Linked DNA regions of Homo sapiens: region 1 is linked to region 2. The links are chromatin loops, found by intact Hi-C in ENCODE. Cell type or tissue: endothelial cell of umbilical vein. All regions are shown on one strand. Each heading gives the region's core, and the rest is flanking DNA. Links, peaks and the distances in the headings are about the cores only.

What was found. Hi-C counts contacts between places; a loop is a spot of excess contacts. Peaks named below come from ENCODE experiments on the same cell type or tissue, not always from the same donor. Only the 100,000 strongest peaks of a DNase experiment are listed, where the experiment ranks them.
Region 1: it touches region 2 in a loop (7-fold over the local background); 9 of 110 quality-filtered maps call a loop at or near these places.

The regions. Positions count from the first base shown.
Region 1 is chr2:10,343,425-10,351,751 of GRCh38, forward strand. The region is part of intron 1 of HPCAL1 (hippocalcin like 1); the gene reads left to right. Among named protein-coding and RNA genes, the nearest start is that of HPCAL1, 45 kb to the left of the region's middle. RefSeq lists an enhancer at 721-1,221. In endothelial cell of umbilical vein, for the core only: no CTCF peak of the experiment used is centred there; a DNase peak (open chromatin) is centred at 5,587; H3K27ac peaks cover 1,265 bases.
Region 2 is chr2:10,266,725-10,275,051 of GRCh38, forward strand. LOC124907731 (a long non-coding RNA gene) reads left to right here and starts at 5,677. Exons shown (of 2, transcript XR_007086209.1): 1 at 5,677-5,994; 2 at 6,578-6,945. RefSeq lists an enhancer at 4,951-5,451. In endothelial cell of umbilical vein, for the core only: a CTCF peak has its summit at 3,998; a DNase peak (open chromatin) is centred at 3,997.

The DNA.
Region 1 (8,327 bases), core at 14-8,013, 77 kb after region 2:
GGAGGTGGGTGTTTGCATAGGCAGGCAGGTGAGCCAGCCTAGTTTGTCCACAGACTTCCATGCAAGTGATTCCTGCTGTTCCCTGGGTCTTCCTTTCTTTTGCTTCTGAACTTGGAGGTTTCTTGAAGTCTGGAGGATTTTTAGGGTGGGCATGGCTTTAGGTGGGACCTCCACTATATGGGTTTGCAAGCTGCCACTGCTTTGACTGCAGACACTGGATTGACCGTGGCCAATGCCAAGTCCAAGAGATCAGGCTGAAACCAGGCTAAATTTTAAGAGCAGAAACAAAACTCATCCTTGCGAAGGGACTTTTAGATCAGTGGCAGATGGCATAGAAAGTCTTTCTGCTGTTCTCTTGTGCTGGGCGTGGCTCAGGGCTGAGGGGAGAGAGGAGAGATGAGGGCAGAAAGAGAAGAGGGGGCAGGCCTCAGGGATGAACACATGGCCCATGGCTGTGCGCTTCCCAAGCAAGCAGTTCTGGAGTGAGGCTTGGGCCTCCATGCCTCCTGGGAGGCTGCACCTCTTGGGATATAGAGAACGCTGGCTTCAGACCCGGCAGGAGTACCGGCGGCTGTGTGGTGCATCCTGCACAGAGCTGTTGCTTTCTAACTGGGTTACTGAGCTGTCGAAGGAGCAGGGATGAAGACTCCCTTATTAAAAACTAAACAAAACACAACACGAAAAAGCCAGAACAAAACAAGCAGACGGTTGAGGACTGCAGTGAACTCATTAACCCTACAGCTTTGATCTCGAAGTCTCGGCCGCTCCTGGCTCAGAGGACCCTGGGGACGTGGTCTTTGATGCTTGCTTTCCCCATAGGCATCACTTCGACCAGCGTCTGTGTGGGGTGTGCAGCAGCCCTGAGCCAAGGATTAATTACGTAACAAGCCCAGATCCCATCCCTGCCTGAGCAGGCCATGTGCCAGCAAGGGGGGCCCCGAAGTGCCGCTAGGTGCCTCACGATTAGCATAAGGCCCGTTTATCCAGGAAGCCAGAACCAGTGCACATCTGTTAAGCGCATGCACCAAGCGGCGATTCCATAGTTGTATAGTGATTGTCTTTATGGAACTCCAGAATAGCTTCTTAGATATCACTCTTCAGGCCCTGAAATGGAGCCCTGTGCAAAGAAATGAAGAAAAGCTATCGGGGCATCTGCAGCCACTATTATACCATCTGGCAGCTCAGAAATATTTTATAATCAAATGAGTAAGACGGGCGTCCCACACTCCACAGTACTCTGCTCCCCCTTCCCTTCCTCCCAGGACTTGCTCTGTCTCTGTCTCTTTCTCTGTGTCTGTCTGTCTGTCTCTATGTGTCTGTTTCTCTCTCCCTCTTTCTGTGTGTGTCTCTCTCTGTGCCTGACTTTCTGTCTCTTTCTGCTTCTCTCTCTGTGTCTGTCTCTGTCTCTCTCTTTCTGTGTGTGTCTCTCTCTGTGCCTTTCAGTCTCTTTCTGCCTCTCTCTATGTGTCCGTTTCTCTTTCTCTCTGTGTGTCTCTCTCTCTGTGCCTTTCAGTCTCTTTCTGCCTCTCTCTATGTGTCCATCTCTCTCTCTTTTTCTGTGTGTCTCTCTCTCTGTGCCTTTCAGTCTCTTTCTGCCTCTCTCTATGTGTCTGTTTCTCTCTCTCTCTCTTTCTGTCTCTCTCTGTGCCTGTCTTGCAGTCTCTTTCTGCCTCTCTCTGTGTGTCTGTCTCTGTCTCTGTATGTGTCTGTCTCTGTTTCTGTCTGTCTTGCTCTCTCTGTTTCAATCTCTCTATCTCTGTGCCTGCCTGTCTGTCTGTCTCTTTCTTTCTGTCTCTCTGTGTGTGTCTCTCTCTCCGTCTTTGGGACAGACTAGAGGAACCTTTTTCCCAGGAGTGATAATACTGTACTCTGCGTTTTTGCCACTTGCTAGCTGGGTGACCTTGGGCGGCTTTCAAGTTCCCTTATCCTGGGTTTCTTCATTTGTAAAATGGAAGCACTACTTCACAGTGCTGTTGTGTGGGTCAAGATGAGATGAATGTGACCTACTGTGGTACTATTTATTATTTGTCCTAGAAAAACTTTTTTTTTTTTTTGAGACAGGGTCTTGCTGTCACCCAGGCTGGAGTGGTGGCACAATCTTGGCCTACTGCAACCTTGACTTCCCAGGCCCAAGCGATTCTCCCACCTCAGCCTCCCAAGAAGCTGGGACTACAGGTGTGAGCCACCACACCCAGCTAATTTTTGTATTTTTTGTAGAGACAGGGTCTTGCTATGCTGCCTGGGCTGGTCTCGAACTCTTGGGCTTAAGCGATCCTCTCACTTCAGCCTCCCAAAGTGCTAGGATTATAGGCATAAGCCACTGCACCCATCCAGAAAAACTTTTAAAAATTTTGTGTTTTAACTTTTTCTGAATATAAAAGTGATACATGCATGTTCACTGTAAAATAGAAAATATAAAGAAACTAGAAAACTATTTATGACGCCCCTCCCCCACCACAAAAGGGGCAAGGACTGCGAACTTTTGCCGTATTTTGGAAGATTTCCTAAGTCACACAAGCACACAGATGGTCTGTTGATCCAAACCAGGAAGAACAATTGTGGGAATAAGTGGAAGTGTGAGTGTGTGGGTGTGTCTGAGTGTGTGCCCTGGGGGTGTGTGTGTCTGTGTATGTGTGAGAGAGCCAGGCTGTGTGTGTGTGTGTATGCATGCAAACACTTATGTGCAATGCCTTGGGGTCCTCAGACCCCCCTTGGTCCATCAGGGGCTGGTGGCCTCCCAGTAGGACACTAGCACAGCTGCACTCATGTCCTTCTTTGAGGGGGGGTGACGGGGAGAAAGTTGGGGAGCAGCAGTGACTGCTGATGTTGTGGGGGCCATGGGGAGCCTCCTGGTATTCTGTCTCGAGGCTCTGGGGATATGGTGGGAGAAGCCCTCATGCCAGAATTGGGAGGGGATGGAATGGGACTGACCCCATCACAGCCCACGTGCCTCATTCAGGGCTTGGCTGTGGAGTCTTGGGGGAGGTGCTCCCTCATCCTCAAATGTTAACTTTGTCTGCCTGGCCCCAGTCCCCTCTGTGGCTTTTTTCCTCTTTCAATTGGGAGGCAGTTCTGTCTTAAAGAGATGTTTAACCCTCTAGGTCTCCGTGCAGGCATTTTTGTTGTGAGCCAGTCAGGCTATAAATGGTCCATTAAAAGCACTGTCCAGTTGACATAACCGGTCTACCAGGCTGAGACCCACAGACCCGGGACTGGCATTTATTTATGGATATGATGTGCAAGGAGAGTGTTTTCCAGTAGCAGGCGTTGGCATCATCAAACAGAATGAAGTGTACTGTGTTTTCACCATGATAGTACAAAAACGAGACTGTGAGAGCTTCTCACTTCTCTCCCCTTCCTCCCCTTCCTTCTCCATGTCTTTGTGCTCCTCCACTGCTCCCTCCCCAGCACAGACAGGCCCTGGCTCCCTCCCCCCACCCTCTTCCTTCTCTCTCCTTCTAACTGGGGTCAGGACCACCCTGGAGGATGTTAGATTTTAAACATTTGTTCCTCTTGTCATCCCCACCACCCCACCCACCCACCCAGATTAGTTTCTAAGGGATTTATATTTGTTTGCAGAGTGGTGCGAACTGTTTTCATCCTCAGAGGAGCAGAGTGCTCATAGATGAGTTTGACATTACTGGGATTCACTTTCAGAAGTCTCTAGAGAGCCCCGCACCGCCCCCGCCCCCCGCAGGTGCTGGAGTTCAGCCTGACACACAGGCCGGCCTCAGTGAGAGGGAGTGTCTGCCTCCCTGGCATCCGTGACCCATACGGTGGGCGCCTGTTCTTTAGAACAACTTGCTCCTTCCGTCGTTGGCTTGGTCACCCAGCCCCCGGCCCACCCTTTTCTGAGCCTGTCATCCACACCAGGCAGAGCCCTGTCTCAGAGTCTCATGGGGAGCAGGGCCTTCAGGGAAGGCCCATGTGCTGGGACTGACTTGGCTCACAGGAATTTCCTGATGGTATAAAATGTGCCCCCCAGCGCCTGATAATGGTCACTTCGCCTAAGTTCCAGCCCCAGATGTGGACCACGGTGGGGCAAAGGTGGGCGTGGGGAGGAGGAAAGAGGTTTAAAATGGCCACACCCACTACTTCTCCTTTGGAAGTGCCTCCTGCCACCCTGGGGTCCCAGGAGCTGATCTGTGGGTGTCTGTCCTCAGCACCCACCCTGCTTTTCCTTCAGGCCCCGCTCTGGCTGTCTGGGCCTTTCTGGTGCTGTTCCTCACAGGTTTAAACACTCCAGCAGCAGCCTTTCCCATGGCACTGTGTCTGCGGGGCGGGGTTGGGCATTTTCTGAGGCTTCCTGTGTTTCACGGGGATCCAGTATGAAGCCTGGCACGGAGTATGGGCCAAATCGGTTTAATGTTTAGCTCCCCAAACCCTTCACTTCTGTGTCCTCATTAATTCAGACAAGGTTGGGTTTAGCAAACTGTGTCTCAAACATAAGAAAATGCAGCGTGGGAATGGGGGAGGGGAGGAGTGCTGTAGAAGGACCATTTCAGAAGCCCTGGTTTACAGGAGAAAGATTGGTATCTTCATAAGTCACTCTTAAGCTTGCATTTGTTCATGCTTTAACACAGTGATTAGATACCTACTGTAAGCCTAGCATGGTGGGGATATAAAAGCAAGATCAAGTTCAAGGGGGCAGGGATTTAGGGTCAGTGAGACGGACCTCTTAATCACTTATTTTGTACACATCAGAGCAGTGACATTGTGTTTCTTTAAAAATACTAGGGGCCAGCCCGGGCACAGTGGCTCATGCCTGTAATCCCAGCACTTTGGGAGGCCAAGGTGGGCAGTTCACCTAAGATCAGGAGTTCAAGACCAGCCTGCCAACATGGTGAAACCTCATCTCTACTAAAAATACAAAAATTAGCTGGGCATGGTGGTACACACCTGTAATCCCAGCTACTCGGGAGGCTGAGGCAGGAGAATCACTTGAACTCAAGAGGCGGAGGTTGCAGTGAGCCGAGATCGCTCCACTGCACTCCAGCCTGCACGACAGAGCAAGACTCCATCTCAAAAAACAAAAAACAACAACAGAAAAAACTCTGGGCCAGCTGTGGTGGTTCACACCTGTAATCCCAGTGCTTTGGGAGACCAAGGTGGGGGGATCGCTTGAGCCCAGGAGTATTTGCCCAGCCTGGGTAGCATAGCAAGATCCTGTCTCTACAAAAAAAAAAAAATATATATATATATAAATTAGCCAGGCAGGGTGATGTGCATCTACAGTCCCAGCTACTTGGGAGGCTGAGGTGGGAAGATCACTTGAGCCCAGGAGTCTGAGGCTGCAATGGGCTCTGATCCCACCACTGCACTCCAGCCTGAGCGACAGAGTGAGACTCTGTCTCAAGAAACAAAACAAAACTCTGGATTCTGGCCTTCTCCTGGGAAATCCAGATTTGTCTGGTATGATGTTCGTTGAACCCATTTAGTCCAGCAGCCTGGCTTTCCAAAAGTATGTCTGCCTCTCACGGTGCCCAGTAGCTTTAACCAAAGAGCTCAGGAAAGGGCCTGTCTGAATTCAATCACATTCAGCATCTATTTCAGCGTTTTACTAGCTTTCAATTAAAGTAGCCACGCATTTGAGCCTGATGGTCTTATTGTTTTATGTTGTTCCTTTTGCACATTTCCTGCTTGTTTATCTTTGTGGCACAGGGGCATGTTCTTGGCTGCAGTTAACAATGCTGGCCACGGCAGTGCAGCGTTTCCAAATTTCTTCCCTTTATTAACAGGCGGTAATGGAATCTGAATCTTCAAAAATAAATTTTACATACTTGTTCTCTACCATAAAAGTCATCCATACTTATTAGAACGTCTCAAACATACTAAGAGGTAAGAAGGAGACAAAAAATAATATTTTGTCACCCCTGCCCAGGTAGCCACTCTTCTATTTGAGTGCTTGTAAGAAGCCTGCTTTTCCAGTATTATCTGACCTGGCAGGGAGTTGGGTAATTGAAAAAGATTATTAAAGAGGGGATCATAAAAATGATATAGACGCCGGGCACGGTGGCTCACACCTGTAATCGCAGCACTTTGGGAGGCTGAGGCGGGTGGATCATGAGGTCAGGAGAGACCATCCTGGCTAACACGGTGAAACCCTGTCTCTACTAAATATACAAAAAATTAGCTGGGCGTGGTGGCGGGCACCTGTAGTCCCAGCTACTCAGGAGGCTGAGGCAGGAGAATGGCGTGAACCTGGGAGGCGGAGCTTGCAGTGATCCGAGATCATGCCACTGCACTCCAGCCTGGGTGACAGAGCAAGACTCTGTCTCAAAAAAAAAAAAAAAAAAAAAAAAAAAAAAAAAAAAAGATATAGACATATTGAGCATTTCGTTTTGACATAAAACGTTTCATTTTCATATAAAAATGCATTTATTCCCCATCTCTTGATACAGGGCCAAGACCTCTCTTGGATTATGGGTCCACTGGCTTCTGTCCTGATATGTCTTTTTTGCACTATCCACACTGTTAATGCATTTTCTGAGATTCTCAGTTTCTGTTTCTGTCAAGTAATGTAGGAACTAGCACCAAATCCTTGCCGATTTCATATACCACTGATATTATACAGTTATTTTGTTCATGCCTAATTGAACAGCCATCTTCCCCCAAACATTCAACTCTGTTTCATAAAACCAACTCCTTTTAATTCCTCTTCTGAGGGTTTGCATAAAATTTAATTAACTTTGGTAATTACATAAGTACTACTGGTATAAGCAGGTTTGGAAACAAACGTAACTGAGTCTTGGTGGGCTCAGAGTGCACCTGCCCGAAGGTTCCCACATGCTCTATGCACCCAGAAGGGGACAGAGCATGCCCCATAGTCCAGGGGCAATTAGGGGAAGCAGCTAATGAAGTCTGCTTTCTTCTGGCCTTTTAAAAATCTATGTCCTTTTTTTTTTTTTTTTTTGAGGCAGGGTCTTGCTCTGTTGCCCAGGCTGGAGTGCAGTGGCATGATCATGGCTTACTGCTTCTTGGGCTCAAGCAATCCCCCCACCTCAGCCTCCTGAGTAGGTGGGACTATTAGGTGCATGCCACCATGCCTGGCTAATTTTTGTATTTTTTGTAGAGACAGGATCTCACCATATTGCCTTGGCTGGTCTCGAACTCCTGGGCTCAAGCGATCCATCTGCCTCAGCCTCCCAAGTGCTAGTAAGCCACCACACCCAGCCAAAATTTAAAACACCTGTGCCTCAAAGAATACCGTCAAGAAAGTGAAGAGACAGCTCACAGAATAGGAGAAAATATTTGCGAATTGTATAGATTCTAGACTTGCATCTAGAATATATAAAGAACTCTTACAACTCAATAATACAAGACAACCCAGTTAAAAAATGGGCAAGGGACTTGAATAGACGTTTCTCCAAAGATATACAAGTGGCCAAGAAGCACATGACAAGATGCTCAACATCATTAGTCACGAGGGAAATGCACATGAAAACAACAGCGATATATCCAGTAAGACTGCTAGAATCAAAAAGTCCTATAAACTCCAGCGGAGATGAGGAAATGGAGAAGGTGGAACCCTCATACGCTGTTGGTAGGATGAAAATGGTGCAGCCTCTTCAGAAAACAGCCTGGCAGTTCCTCAAAAGCTTAAATCTAGAGTTACCATATGACCTAGCAGTTGTACTCCTAGGCATATAAGAATGAAAGAGAAATGAAAACTTACACATAAATGTTTACAGCAGCATTATTCACAGCAGCCAGAAAGTGAAAATGACCAAAATGTCCATCAACTGATGAATGGATAAACAAAATGTAGTCTATCCATACAATGGAATATCACTGAGCAGTAAAAGGAATGAAGTTGAGATTCATGCTACAACATGGACCAACCTTGAAAAGATATGCTAAGTGAATGAAGCCAGTCACAAAAGACCACATATAATACGATTCCATCTATGTGAAATGTCCAGAATAGGCAAATCTGTAGAGACAGAAAGCAGATTAGTTGTTGCCTGGGGCTGGGACTGGGAGGCTGAGGGGAAATGGGGAGTGGCAGTGAATGGGTACATGGTTTCTTTTGGGGAAGATAAAAATGTTCTGGTCAGGTGCCATGGCTCATGCCAATAATCATTGCACTTTGGGAGGCTGAGTCAGGAGGACTGCTTGAGCTCAGGAGTTCCAGATCAGCCTGGGCAACATGGCGAGACCTCTGTCTCTACTAAAAAGAAAAAAATTAGCCAGGTGTGGTGGTGTGTGCCTGTGGTCCCAGCTACTTGGGAGGCTGAGGTGGGAAGATTGTTTGAGCCCAGGAGGTTGAGGTTGCAGTGAGCCATGATCGTGCCACTGCACTCCAGCCTGGGTGACAGAGCAACACC
Region 2 (8,327 bases), core at 11-8,010:
GCCCACCTACTGTAGATGGTGCACACCTGTAGTCCCAGCTACTCGAGAGGCTGAGGTGGGAGCATCACCTGAGCTGGGGGACGTCAAGGCTACAGTGAGCTGTGATGGCACCACTGCACTCCAGCCTGGGCCACAGAGTGAGATCCTGCCTCAAAAGAAAAGAAAAGAAAGAGAAAGAGAAAAACGTGTGCATGTGGTTGTGGGAGAAGGGTCTTTCCTGGGCCCCCCACATCCCCACCTGCCTCCACCTGCCACATCTCAAGCCCTGCCTGGGAGGAGGATGAAGACCCGGACGTACAGGCAGGCCCCTTTCTCCGCAGAGGTTCTGAGCACCTTAGAATTACCAGGAGGTTGCCCTGGTGTCTGGCCTTTTTCTCCTTTTGCCTTTCTTAAAGGCCTATGAGATTTCCAGAATTTTCCATCTCATGGCTGGCAACTCCATGAGGAAAGCCCCAGTGGCTGCATGCAGGCTCTGAGAGGGGCCAGGTGAGCCCGAGCCTCCTGTGTTCTAGAGACAGCGGCCTTGGAACCCTGCTCTGTTCCGAGGGTGGGTTCCTCACCTCCTCTGGAGAGATCCTGCTCAGAATTGCTGAGAATTCCTGGACATTCTGGCTGCCTTAGCTATGAGTGTCCAACAAGTTCCATTTTTAGGAAATCTAATTTAGAGAAGCCCACGTGTGTGACGGGGCTACTATCCTCAGTCCATACTCAGACTCCGCTGACTCCAAGCAGCTCCTCTCAATATGCGTTTCTTGATGCATTTAAAACATTCAGTTCTGCAAACCCTTATCAGGTGCCAAGTGCTGGGTGCAGGGCTGGGTTTCCCAGAGACCACGGGATAAGGGAAAAATCCCCGACAACCGCGACAAGGCAGGGCGCCATGTCCGGGTGAGGGAGGGGCTGGTTCCCTGGGAGCTGGGGGGCCCAGGACATCTGTGCACTTCCCTGGAGCCACAATGTTCCCAAGTTCCCTCCTCTTACAGGGACCTCCCGGTGACACCTGTCATGCGGGCCAGGCTCCAGCCCAGCGGCCTGCACAGCTTATCTGGGCACCAGGCGCGGCCTGAACACGGCCTCCTCTGAGGTGAGTTATGCCCTTGGCTTTGCCGAGCGACAGCTGCCATCCGTGGGATGCCCCTCCCCAGCCCTGCCCTCCACCTGCTCCTCAGGGAACGGGCCTCTGGAAACTTCTTTCTTCACTGACAGGGAAGGGCCTGCCGGCCTTCTTTACCTGGCATCTGAGGGTTGGCTCAGGGCCAGTCCTGGGCTGTATGGACAGATAGGACGCTCTCTTTCCCTCAGATGCCTACAGCCAGGTGGGGAGGCAAACCCATGACAAACAGTGCGACAGCTTGTCCCTGAGAGCTCACGTGTACTAGGAGGGTGCACGGGGGCCCACAGGAGGGGCGAGGGGCGGGGAGGGGGACGGGGGCAGGATGGGCTGCACAGAGGAGGTGTGCTGACTCGCTCCTCCTGCCCGGTGGCACATTGGCCTGGTCAGGGCTACCCCCAATCCAGGGCCCCGCACCCCAGCCTAGGTTCCATTAGGTTCCAGCTACCTGCCGCTCAGGCCCTCGGAAGCTGTGTGGAGAAGCGGTCCCAGAGTCTCCCTCTGGAGGCAAGATGGCATCCAGAGGTTCGCCACTGTGAGGATTATGTGACGCCCCTGGCTGTAAGATTCCGTGAACTAACAGATCCTCCACTGAACCAAGCATGCAGGGAGAGGCGCAAACCAAGGGCAATTGGGAGAAACGCTTGGAGTTCACAAATCCTGTAATGTGTCGGTGGGGAGGGGGATGCATTTTAGAGTCAGGAGATGTTGGAATTTGCTTTGTGAATGACGCAGACCACACTCAGAGACTGCAGTGCAGTGATTCTCAAAGTGTGGCTCAGGGGCACCCCTGGGAATCCCTGAAACCCTTTCGGGAAGTCTGTAGGTCAAAACTATTTCCATAACAATACTAAAATATTATTTGCTTTTTTATTCTCATTGTCTCACACATGTGCAGTGGAGTTTGCCAGATCTGTGCACTACTGCAATCGATTAAATGCAGAAGTGGGTATGTAAATCCTCTATGAAGCCAGACATTCAAGAAACTTGCACAAATGTAAAATCATGCCACGCTTCTCTCTAAACATCTTTTCTGCTTTGCAAAATATTCGTTTTTTAATCAAAAATTATTATGTTAACATGTAACAGACATTATTATTTTTAAGCGAGTTAAAATATTTCTAGAGTTTTTCAGTTTTAGGTGTTCTTTTTGTCTTTTGTTTGTTTTTTTTGGAGGCGGTGTTTTGCTCTTGTCACCCAGGCTGGAATGCAATGGCTCAATCTCAGCTCACTGCAGCCTCCACCTCCCGGGTTCAAGTGATTCTCCTGCCTCAGCCTCCCGGGTAGCTGAGATTACAGGTGCCCGCCACCATGCCTGGGTAATTTTTGTATTATTAGTAGAGATAGGATTTCACCCTATCTGGTCAGGCTGGTCTCGAACCACTGACCTCAGATGATCCACCTGCCTCAGCCTCCCAAAGTGCTGGGATTATAGGCATGAGCCACTGCACCTGGCAGTTTTAGTTTTAAACACAGAAAATCTGTAGATATAGCCCTTATGTGTAAAACATGTTTGGGGTCCTCAATACTTTTGAAAACTGAAAGGGGTCCTGAGACCAAAACATTTGGGAATGCAATGTAGTGCTTCCTGTCCGAGCCAGCCCCACCGCGGCCTGAGAGCTGTGAAGCCACATGAGGATGCCCTCAACGACTCTGAACTCAGATCGGATCTGAGGGTTGGAGGCAGCCTCTGCCCCACCAGGGCCCAGTGGCTGTGGGCAAATCACTGAGTCTCTCTGAACCTCCGTCTTCTCCTCTGCCCAGGGAGAATGATAATAGGACCCACTTCAGAGCCACCGAGAGGATCAAAGATGAGGCAGAGTGTCGGGAGAGAGGGGAGCTATGCTTCTGAGCTGCATGCTCTGTGCAAATAATAACTCTTCATCCCCTCCATGGGATCTTCCGAGTCCCTGGGTATCAGGAGTGTGTCACCAAAAGAAGCCTAATGATGACGGAATCTCTGCGTAAGCGGCAGGCAGGGAGTGCTCTCTCCTCCTCTCCTCCCTCCCCACCTCCGCTGCTTCATTCTCCCCTCCAGGCTGCTTGCCAGCTGTGCCTTTACCCCAAGCCCTGGCATAAGCCAGGTGGGAAAGGCTTTCTGACTTTGAAAGGTGGGAGGCAGTGAGGACAGAGAGGAGGCCCGGGGTGTTCTTGGCTGGTCCCAGCCTTGTAACTGTTTCCAGCCAGGCAGAGCCAGGCCAGGGCTGTGAGTCCCAGCTGGGAGAAGGGTCTTCCCTCCTGTGGCTCCGGCTTTGGCTGGGTTCACCCTTGCCAGGCCACCCCTCTGGACTCACAGTGTCCTGAGTGCCCAGGTCTGGAAACGCAGGGACAGGGGCACCAGGGCAAGCCTGGAGACTCGGCGGAAGGAGTGCAGGGCTTGCCACCTGATGCCTGGCTCTGCAGCTGACCAGCCAGGTGACTTTGGGCGTGTCCTTTCTTTCCAGGCCTCAGTGTGCTAAGCTGTGACATGAGGGGGTTGGACTCTGCTCCAGGATCTGAAGCCTTTCCCCTGGGGCCTCACCCAGGCTGCTAAGGGCATCTCCATCAGGAAGGTGCCCAGGGACTGAGCCCATGAGAGCAGCCTGGCTTCGCCTGGCAGACAGGCGGAGGGTATCAGCCAGGGCTTCAGGGGCCCTGTGTGTGCCAACCCCCTTCCTCAGACCAGCACAGGAGACTTATATGGCCAGTCCTGCCCAAGACACCCCAATCTGGATCTTGCAAACCCAACATTTCAGGCTGGGTGGGTGTCTGCGTGTGTGCAAACGTGCACACATGGGCCCTACCTCCATTTACACTGGAAGGACTCCTCCTTAACCTCAGGAAATGGGCAGAGCGAAAGGCCTCCAGCCAGTTTCTCAGCTCCTGCCCCAGGGGGCAGGCTTGCTCCAGAGACCCCGTGGGCGAGGGCAGAAGGGAGGTGCTTCCTGGGCTTAGAGGTTGGGAAGTTCCCGCAGAGCCCTCAGTGCCAGCCCTGCGCCGTGGAGGACCATGTCCTGCAGCCAGTGGGCCCAAAGCGATCTGATCATGCTCCCTGCCAGGAAGGAGGTTTCTTGCACCCCAGCAGGTACACAGTGTTCGTTTACAGATCACACACAAGTGTTGTGCAAATTATGAAACATTCCACAACTAAAATTTCATAAAGATGAGGTCATTGTTCTCAGAGGCTGGCTGTTCACAGGTTCACTATGCCAAGCTGCGAAGGCACACACTCCCCGTGCGTCTGGAAGTCCAGGTGAGGCAGGAGAGAGTCCCAGGGTAACCTGCCTTCATCTTCCCACAAATCGGAGTCCAGCACTTGCAGCAAAGCTGGCATGAGGCTGTGATGACCCTGATGTCAAAGGTCCTTTTCAGGCCAGGTGCAGTGGCTCATGCCTGTAATCTCAGTACTTTGGGAGGCCGAAGCAGGAGGATTGCTTGAGCTCAGGAGTTCAAGACCAGCCTGGGCAACATGGCGAAACCCTGTCTCCACCAAAAATATAAAAAACTAGCCAGGCATGGTGGTGCAGACCTGTGGTCCCAGATACCAGGGAGGCTGAGGTGGGAGGATCGCTTGGGCCTGGGAAGTGGAGGTTGCAGTGAGTCAAGATCACACCACTGCACTACAGCCCGGGTGACAGTAAGACCCTATCTCCAAAAAAAAAAAATGGTCCTTTTCAGTGGTTCAGGGGACATTGTCAAACGGGCCAGAGCTGTGCTGGGCTGATGGGCTCCAGGAAGGCAGCCCCCCACAACACACACAGACAACGCACACACAAGCACACACGTGTGAGCACACATGTACACATGTGCACACACATGCACACACGGACACATGCACACATGCGTGAGCACACACATGTGCACACATGCCCACACACGTACACACGTACACGCGTGCACATACACACACATGCGCACCCAGACCCATGCACACATGCACACATGCACACAGACACACACATGTACACACATGTGCACGCACTCACATGCACACAGATACCCACACTCACATGCACACACGCAAACACACACACGCACCTCTCCCCTCAGTTGTGCGCTCAGACAGTGGAGGGGCTCGCCAGGCCTTGCTTTTCGCTTTTTCCTTCAGACTCTGGGCGATTAATATTTTCCAAAAGGCCTAGTGGCCTCCCCATCCCTTTATCACTCCTGCACTTGCGGCTGGTTTAAAAACAATTCCCAACTTCCTTTTACTCTTTCCAGCTGATCTAACTTTCCATGCTCAAGGCCAAATGACACACAAGCCCTCCCTTTTGAGTCACCAGTGACAAGTGTCCCGTGGCTTGGTGCATGGCGTTGGCTCTCTTTGCAGAGGTGGGACCTGAGGGAGGCTCTGGGAGGGAGAAGGTGGGCCGCGTGGAGGGGACCCAAGGTCTGCTTCTGGAACAAGGAGGGCTCCCCTGCCTGCCCCACCCTCCATATGCTGAATGGTGGTGGTCCCTCCTGCCCCACTGCAGCTCCCACAGAGCTCGTCTCCCCACCCTACCCCTGCCTGGTCAGAAAAACTCCATTTATCCTACAGGGTTCTGCGTGGTTGCTCCCGGAAGCCCACTAGGATCTCCCGGGTAAGTGGATGCCTGTTCCTCCCTGCTACAGGTGGAATTGTGCCCCCGTCTTGAAGCCCCCAGTACCTCAAAATGTGACTATACTTGGAGATAGAACCTTTTAAAAGGTCATGGAAGTAAAATGAGGTCATTTGGATGGGCCCCAGTCCAACAGGACTCATGTCCTTTAAGAAGAGATTAGGGCACAGATACACACAGCAGAAAGACCACGTGAGGACACAGCCACAGTACAGCCACCTCCTAGCCAAAGGACGACCTCAGAATACACCAGCCCTGCCGACACCTCAATCCTGGACTTTCAGCCTCCACGACTATGAGAAGGTAAATGTCCGTGGTTTCAGTCACCAGTCTGTGGGACTTTGTTACGCACCCAAGGGGACTGAGACTCTCCCCTGCGCTCCCGTGCCTCCGGGCCTCCTCCAGCCCAGTGAGCGCCAGGCTGAAAGGTTCTTTCCCTTGTTTCCCTCCCTGCACTGGGACTGGCCTGGAGAAGAATTTGTCTGAACGCCTTTGGTGCCTGGCTCTGCAGGTGTTCAGGAAACACTTGCTGAAGTGAATTAAATTCTTTTTTTTTTTTTTGAGATGGAATCTCACTCTGTTGCCCAGGCTGGAGTGCAGTGGCACGATCTCGGCTTACTGCAACCTCCACCTCCCGGGATCAAGCCATTCTTCTGCCTCAGCCTCCTGAGTAGCTGAGACTACAGGAGCACGCCACCACGCCCGGCTAATTTTTGTGTTTTTAGTACAGATGAGGTTTCACCATGTTGGGCAGGCTGGTCTCCAACTCCTGACCTCAGGTGATCCACCCACCTCGGCCTCCCTAAGTGCTGTGATTATAGGCATGAGCCACTGCACCTGGTGTGAATTAAATTCTTCTTGGCCTAAACACACGTACTTTATACAGCTCTGAGGCTCACAGAAGAAATACACAGTTGGTGCCGGTGCAGTGACTCTGGGGCCACCAAAGGGTACATCAGGCCCCATCAGATCTAGCCAGCGACCTGCAGCCCCCGACAAGCCTTCCTGAGCTTCCACCCCGGCTGCAGCCTTCTCCCCATGTGCCCACGTACTTGGGCTGCTACTGCTGCCTGGGTCTGTCCGCTTGTCAGTCAGTGAAGTTTCCCCAATCTGTTTATATTAGTTATGCTTATCATAATGGCATTGTGTAATTGAGTATACACAAAATGATAAAATATGAATATGAAAGTGATTTCTATGCACACTCATTAAATGCCTTGAAAAGACTCATTAAAGGTGAATTGCTTTACAAAATTGCTGTTGAGTTAAGCTTGGTGTGACCGCCAGTCTCCAAGATGGCCCCATGCTTCTTATCTCTTGGAGTTCACACCGTGTGTGGCTCTCTCCCATGTCGAATCAAGACCGACTGGGAGACATAGAATACCATGGGAGTGACACTCTGTGTGCTCCAAGGCTGGGTCACAGAAGGCGTTGCAGCCTTTGCTTGGTTCTCTGGGGTCTCTGGCTCTGGACGAAGCTGTCACACCATGAAGATGGCTCTTTGGAGGGGCCACATGGAGAGGAGCTGAAGCCTCCTACCCGCAGCTAGCACCAGCCTCGGGAATGAGGCAGTTTGGAAGCGGCACCTTCAGCACCAGGCAATGCTCCTGAGGGCAGCTCCTGCTGACGTCGGCTGCAACCTCAGGGGAACCTTATAGTCCAGTTGCTCCCACATCCCTGCCCACAGACAACATGAGAGAGTGTGAATGAGGGTCGGTGCTGTAAGTGCTGGGGCGGCGTCGTTGGCTGGGCAGCAATAGCCAACCAGCACATCACAGGAAACAGGGGCCTAAGTGGAGTCTGCACCTTGTTGTTTACAAATGTTTTTAAACTCGCATTATATTATTTTTTTTTTTGAGACAGGGTTTCACTGTCGCACAGACTGGAGTGAGTGGCACGATCTTGGCTCACTGCAACCTCTGCCACCTGGGCTCAAGCCATCCTCCCACCTCAGCCTCCCGAGTACCTAGGACTACAGGTGCATAGCACCGCACCTGGCTAATTTTTCTGTATTGTTAGCAGAGACGGTGTTTCGTCATGTTGCGCAGCCTGGTCTTGAACTCCTGTGCTCAAGTGATCCACCCATCTTGGCCTCCCACAGTGCTGGGATGACAGATGTGAGCAACCGTGCTGGCCTCTCATTAGTTAAGAAGCAGAGGCTCCGAGTCAGGGGTCCCCCGGGCACCACAATGCCAGAGTCGGTGTGTACTCTAACCACGTGGCCCAGGCCCAGGGAAGGCGTCGCACAGACATCCGGATATGATGGATGAAAGTACTTTTGTATGTTTTAGGTTAAAAATAAAAATATAAGGATATATGTGAACATTAAAAAAAATTTAGGCCGGGTGCAGTGGCTCACGCCTGTAATCTCAGCACTTTGGGAGGCCGAGGTGGGCAGATAATGAGGTCAGGAGATTGAGACCATCCTGGCTAACACGGTGAAACCCCGTCTCTACTAAAAATTAGCTAGGCTTGGTGGTGGGTGCCTGTAGTCCCAGCTACTCGGGAGGCTGAGGCAGAATGGTGTGAACCCGGGAGGCGGAGCTTGCAGTGAACCCAGCCGAGATCGTGCCACTGCACTCCAGCCTGGGAGACAGCGAGACTCTGTCTTGAAAAAAAAAATTTCTCATTGTAAC